2 separate regions of the Homo sapiens genome follow, and region 1 is linked to region 2. Evidence: chromatin contacts called from ENCODE Hi-C data. All regions are on one chromosome and are shown on one strand. Each heading gives the region's core, a stretch centred on a gene start or an enhancer-like site at or near the end of the contact. The rest is flanking DNA. Distances are from core to core; before and after follow the strand shown.

Region 1 (3,383 bases), core at 542-3,041, 4.0 Mb before region 2:
CACTTGACTCCTAATTTGTACTCAGTGACACATTAACGACAATGTAAGTGAAAGCAGGGAACTAAGGGTGGGTCAGGTTAGGTGGGAGACCAGGAGTTGTTATTCTAGTGTTATGGTAATTTCATGAATTTACTTTTGCTTCTCGATCTTCTTTTTGAGTAGTAAAAGAGGTTTCATGCCTCCAGTGAAATTACTATTTTTAAGCAGAGTTCTATCTGAAAAGTTCTATAAGAAAAAAAAAAACCACTCTTTAATTTTTTCACATGTAACTACTTAGTTATGTGTACTAATGAAAAAATAATCTAGAAGTTATTTTTTCAAATCGAGTTTTACATATTTTTTAAACAATAAAACGTTTTCTCCTGTTTTATAATGTCATTATTTTTGCTTCATTTCTATATCCTTTAGCTCAGTATTAAAAAGAAAAAAAAAACACTCAAAGTGGTGTGTTTTGCAATATTGATGATCAACTAAGGTCGGGATATTTATTTCCATCTGGTAGAGTTCAACTTCTGCCTCCTGTTTGCTTTCTCCATCTGCCTGCCTCCCTTCATCTTTCTTTTTTTCTTTTCCCCCTTCTCCTTAATGGAGTTGGGGTTAACCCTGTCTTAGGCCTAATCGTTTTAGCAGGCTCCCGCCTTCCTGTTACACTGGTTTTTAAGGTTGTTTTTTTTTTTTTTTGGTAGGGTTTCAAATAAACTTGAATGTCTACACTTAATACTTTCACAAGCTTCAAATTCTTTTTATTTTATTTTTATAAAGAGCAGGACTCAGGCTAGGACGGCATTTGGACTAGGTAAAAAAGAAAATCTTCAGTTTTGTGCACACAAGTTTTAAAATACATTGTACAGATTTTTTTTTTTTGGATACACACCACTCTTTACAGGATCCGCGTTATATCTGCTTTCAGTAACTGGCTCTCCTGTCCGCATCCAGTAAGGTTTCCACTCTTCTCTCCGTTGACTGCTGAAGTTACTGAAACAGCAACCACAAATGGCCTTACTAACCTACTTATTTTGCAATTAAACTTTTAAAAGATATCCCCCTACTCCTCCCCTAGGGTGGAACAGAAATGGCTCCGCGGCGTTGGCAGCTCGTCTGCGAGGGGACCCTGGCTCCCCGAGGCTGCAGTCCTTTTTCTTGGACAGAACGCCCCGCAGGACCGTTCCCTCCACTTTCCCCCGCACTAAGGCAGCGCACCGCCAGCACACACAGCGCTGGCGCCCGCATCGCGCCGCACCACACGCGTCTCCGGCTTGAGGAGCCAGTCACCGAGACCCGGAGCGGGAACGAGATGTAAACACGGAGTGGGGACATGCAGCCCGATCTGAGAAGGCGGCGTGAAGAGTAGACACAGCCTGCGCCAGGCGGTTCTTATTTACCCAGCACTTACACTCCAGGGCAAGCGGGCCCAGGCAGCGCACTCTTGGAGAAGGATGCACTGGCGCAGAGCCTGGACCTGCTGAAGCGGGAAGGAGGAGCTAGGGCTGGGGGCGGAGCTTTCACACGCGCACCCTCTGTTCCCTCCCTCCCTCCCTCGACACAAGCAACTGGGTCTCCAGCCGCCACTCCGGGTTTATTTGTTTACAAGCGGATTACGTCAGCTCCTCCCTCTCTTCCCTATCTCTGGACCCGCCTCCTGAACTCTTTTCCCGCCCCTTTCGGCTCCGAACCGGCTTGCGTCACAATGGTGCGATATTCGGATTGGCTGGAGTCGGCCATCACGCTCCAGCTACGCCACTTCCTTTTCGTGGCACTATAAAGGGTGCTGCACGGCGCTTGCATCTCTTCGCCTCTCGGAGCTGGAAATGCAGCTATTGAGATCTTCGAATGCTGCGGAGCTGGAGGCGGAGGCAGCTGGGGAGGTCCGAGCGATGTGACCAGGCCGCCATCGCTCGTCTCTTCCTCTCTCCTGCCGCCTCCTGTCTCGAAAATAACTTTTTTAGTCTAAAGAAAGAAAGACAAAAGTAGTCGTCCGCCCCTCACGCCCTCTCTTCCTCTCAGCCTTCCGCCCGGTGAGGAAGCCCGGGGTGGCTGCTCCGCCGTCGGGGCCGCGCCGCCGAGCCCCAGCCGCCCCGGGCCGCCCCCGCACGCCGCCCCCATGCATCCCTTCTACACCCGGGCCGCCACCATGATAGGCGAGATCGCCGCCGCCGTGTCCTTCATCTCCAAGTTTCTCCGCACCAAGGGGCTCACGAGCGAGCGACAGCTGCAGACCTTCAGCCAGAGCCTGCAGGAGCTGCTGGCAGGTGAGCAGGGCGAGGGCGTCGGAGGGACGCGGGCCCCACATCCCTGGGTCAGAGTCCGGCCGTCGGGGCTGCGGGAACCTCGGCAGCGCCCCGGGGCCGGTCGCGCTTGGGCCCCGCCGCGGGACCGGTGTGGTTGCGCTGGGTGGCCGCTAACAGCGGTTCCCCGCGAGGCTTTAGGGGCTGGACGGAGGGCGCCCCCTTCCCCCCAGCTGGCAAAACGGAGAGGAGAAGACAACACGCACAACAAAGAAACTTAAGCCCACCGAGGCGGGAGCTGCGGTCCGAGGACCGTCGGCGGATTTGGGGACAAAGGAGCCGTGGGGCTGGGGTGGGTTCGACGTCCCCTTTCCTCAGCCCCCTCCAACCGTTGCGTGGTCGGCGGCCCAGCCCCGGGGTGGGAAGCTGCGCCGCTGCCCCGGAGCCAGCTCAGAACGGACGTGCCGTCTCCCCGCGCCTCCTGCCCCTGCCCATTAATCATCGGATTTGTCACCGGCACAATTAACAGCCCTGCCCAGAGCGTGGTTTAGGGTTGCTTGTTTTTCTTCCCTTCGGGGTTAACAGTCCGGTGGCGCTTCTCATCTCCAAAGCCATCAACTCCATTGTGTGCATCTGGGGTGGGGTGGAGAAAGTAAACAGTTTCTCGCCTGGCCATAGGTGCCAGTGGCTTCCCGACTGGCCGAGGCTGCGCGCCTGATTCCTGTTTTGGCGGCTCAACCGGTTGGTTCCTGGAGATTGTTTTGTCCGGTACTACTGTGTTATTTCTAAAACCCTGCCCGCTTTTTCCATCCCCGCACATGCACAACAACGGATGCAATCCTGGACATTTTAAAAAGTTGATAGTTTTCATTTTCGCTCCTCAAAGGAGCCTGGGGTAGGAGGAATCCGCAGTGGGAGCTAACGATCCTAAGCGTTGTTTCTCTGTTCTTCTTTTCTTCTATAGAACATTATAAACATCACTGGTTCCCAGAAAAGCCATGCAAGGGATCGGGTTACCGTTGTATTCGCATCAACCATAAAATGGATCCTCTGATTGGACAGGCAGCACAGCGGATTGGACTGAGCAGTCAGGAGCTGTTCAGGCTTCTCCCAAGTGAACTCACACTCTGGGTTGACCCCTATGAAGTGTCCTACAGA
Region 2 (3,254 bases), core at 755-3,254:
AATTTCATTCCTACCATTGTCAGAGGTATTTGAATCACAACAACTCCATCTTGAATAGGGGCTGGGTAAAATAAGGGTGAGACCTACTGGGCTGCATTCTCAGGATGTCTGTCAGTCATTCTAAGTCACAGGATGAGATAGGAGGTGGGCACAAGATACTGATCATAAAGACTTTGCTGATAAAACAGCATGCAGTAAAGAAGCCAGCCAAATCCCACCAAATCCAAGATGGCGAGAAAGGTGGGACGTCTGCTCGTTCTCACTGCTCATTATACACTAATTATAATGCATTAGCATCCTAAAAGACACTCCCACCAGTGCTATGACAGTTTACAGATGCCATGGCAATGTGAAGAAGTTACTCTATATAGTCTAAAAAGGGGAGGAACACTCAGATCTAGGAATGGCCTACCCTCTTCCCAGAAAACTCATGAATAACCCACCCCTTGTTTAGCATATAATCAAGAAATAACTATAACAATCCTTAGTCTACCACCTCCAATGGGGGTGTATGCACCTCCAATTCTTTCTTGGCGAGATCCAGGAGCCCTCTCCTGGGGTCCAGATCAGAACACCTTTCCAGAAACACCATCCCATGTTAAATTATGAATTAAGAACACTGAACATGAAGAATGTTTAATTCAAATTATTGAGTAAACACTTACAAAATTAAAATATAACATTTAATAAAAATAGCAAGATTGAGGAACAAGCACTTCACAAATATTGGTTTCCCAGAATGTCTGAGGAGGTGTATAGAAGTTAAGAATATGTCCTCCAGCCAGAGAGATCTGTGTTCAATCACACTATTTAAGTTACTTAGCTTCTCCAAGCCTCAGTTTCTTAACTCAGATGGAAAATGAGGACAATGTAAGCACCTATTTCACTGGATTGTAAGGAAGAATAAACAAGATAATGAATAGTATTTGGCATATAATCTTTCAGAAAAGTAGTAAAATTGTCATTCCTATAAATCTAACTAATGTCTTTAAAATTCATCTCACAAAATCAGTATCTTTTTATTTTGTACTGAGCTACTTATTTTACCCAAATTGGGGGTTTAAAAAGAAACTCATTACTTATTTTCGAAAGGAAAATTTACTGTCAAGTACAGTAATTTTTTTTTTAAAGCAGCGTTTAAAAAAAAAAAAAGACAAAGCACTGGTCCAGATAGTTGGAAATGTCATTTAGATTTAAGTCTACAGCTTCTTAGGAAAGTTAGGTAGAGATGTATCATACTCCAGCATGATTGTGAGCAGACGAGCAGGATGAGCAAAACTTGCACGAGTAAGAGTGGTAAACACCAGAGAAGGCGCTTTCATGGAAGGGCACCCTAGGTAACCAAGCAAGTGGCAACAATAGTACAGGTGAGTCCTTGGATCCCTTCTCTCTCCACCCCCGGCAGTGGTCCGGACAAGTACTAACCTCTCCTCTCTAGAGCCTTGACTTTATACTAGCTCCACAACCATCAAGCCCCACGATCCGCGAAAGGAATGGTGCTACAGGTAAGGCGGGCGGGGTCGGGATGCCGAGACCTCTTGTCAATTCTTCGCTCGCCCCCAAACGAGGATCACGGCTGCGCGGCTCTCACTCTAACTATCAAGACAGATTCTGATACTAAACAAGGCTAAAACTTTTTGTTTTTTCCTTCTTACAGAAGGCACTACCCTGGACGCCGCTTGCAAACGCCTGAAGAGAAGGCAGGGTGTTCCCACTTTTTCAGAATGGGACCAGGCCCTACGGCCCCAATAGCAGAAGCTTCTCTAACCCAGGACTGCTCCCCTCAATTCCTCCCAATATGCTGACCGACAGCTCGACCTCACCTGGGGGCGGTTCCGCCAGGGGATGGCTTAGGAAAACCTCAGGAAGAGCAGCCCAGCGAGTGACGCCACTGAAACCACAGTCATGGTCTACCTCGTTCAGGCCACCAGTTTGCAGGCGCCTGAGCCGCTGCTCCTCCCGCCTCTCGGTCCTTCCCCGCCGCCCCGGTACCGTCGCAGTCTTACGCGTTGCATGCCGGGAGCGCCTTACCTCCTCTTCTCAGGGACTTCAGTTCCCAGCATGCAGAAGCCTCAGGCAGAACTGCACTCTGGGATTTGAAGTCCTCGTTCCACGCCTTCTCATCATCCTGAACACCGAGCTCTGGGACTCCGGCGGAGAATCTAAACGTAAAGCATCACCCACGGTCGTGAACTGTAGGCTCTCCTGGCATCCGGGATCTTATTCTGGCCTTGGCGGAGTTGGGGATGGTGTCGCCTAGCAGCCGCTGCCGCTTTGGCTTGCTCGGGACCATTTGGCTGGACCCAGAGTCCGCGTGGAACCGCGATAGGGATCTGTCAGGGCCCGCGGCCGGGTCCAGCTTGGTGGTTGCGGTAGTGAGAGGCCTCCGCTGGTTGCCAGGCTTGGTCTAGGTGGGTGGATCCTTGTAAGCAGGATTAGCGAGTCACTCCACGCTCAGGTTCTTTAGCCTGAGGGCCCGTGTGCCACAGCATAGCTACCCCGCCCTTCCAGCCTCGGGTCCCTAATACTGCCTTGCTTCGGTTCCAGTTTCCGCCGCACAACTTCACTCATTCCAAATGTTAATTTCTGCGTTTTTTTTCAGCCCCAATTCTGTTTCTCCAAATCAGGGATGATTGTCGGCCTTCCACAGACCCTCGCGCTTGCCAGGATTAGGGTGTTCGCGCGCATTGTGGGTAGGGGTGTGGAGGAAGGGATCCAGAAATCTTAAGTATTAACTTAGATTAGTGTTAGCAAGGAAGCCGTCACATTTTATTTAGCCGGGACACTCTGACAGTTTGTGCCGACTGCTATTTTTGATCAAGGCTATTTTGCCCACTTGTCTATTTTGTGGCCCAATTGTCTGTTTTGCTAACATCAGAAAGTTATAATGAAATAATCTGCAAAAAATGTAAGGTGCTAGAAAACCAATAATACTGTGTACCTTGAAAATGCTAATATACACCTGTTTTGTTACAGAGGTGGAGCACAGTGAAAGAATTCAAGATGCCACCTAATATAAACTGGAAAGAAATAATGAAAGTTGACCCAGATGACCTGCCCCGTCAAGAAGAACTGGCAGATAATTTATTGATTTCCTTATCCAAGGTGCTTAATTGGTCAATAATAATAGATATATACATTAACTTATGATTAATTTATTAATAAAATATGAATTTATTTTTTTCAGGGACAACTATAATTGTCACAATCTGGAAGTGTTCTTATATTTTGCTTGAAGGTTATAAAATATAAAA

Evidence for each region. A loop is a pair of places that touch in the nucleus more often than their neighbours do. Pooled maps may share reads with other maps.
Region 1: a loop to region 2 is called in a map of ascending aorta, with 17 times the contacts of the local background. The contact joins the promoter of BTG1 here to the promoter of TMTC3 in region 2. A Hi-C loop is called at or near these places in 2 of 168 maps with a recorded cell type or tissue (ascending aorta and psoas muscle) and 10 of 50 pooled maps.

What each region holds. Positions count from the first base shown.
Region 1 is chr12:92,144,254-92,147,636 of GRCh38, reverse strand. It overlaps BTG1 (BTG anti-proliferation factor 1), which reads left to right and starts at 1,791. Exons shown (of 2, transcript NM_001731.3): 1 at 1,791-2,249; 2 at 3,190-3,383. The coding sequence starts at 2,102. It overlaps BTG1-DT (BTG1 divergent transcript), which reads right to left and starts at 1,552. Exons shown (of 3, transcript NR_135036.1): 1 at 1,394-1,552; 2 at 875-975. RefSeq lists enhancers at 1,140-1,439, 2,274-2,810, 2,770-2,819, 3,080-3,129, 3,150-3,383 and a silencer at 2,030-2,349.
Region 2 is chr12:88,141,057-88,144,310 of GRCh38, reverse strand. TMTC3 (transmembrane O-mannosyltransferase targeting cadherins 3) reads right to left here and starts at 2,004. Exons shown (of 14, transcript NM_181783.4): 1 at 1,824-2,004. CEP290 (centrosomal protein 290) reads left to right here and starts at 2,223. Exons shown (of 54, transcript NM_025114.4): 1 at 2,223-2,411; 2 at 2,977-3,105. The coding sequence starts at 3,004. RefSeq lists enhancers at 1,634-2,137, 1,944-2,383.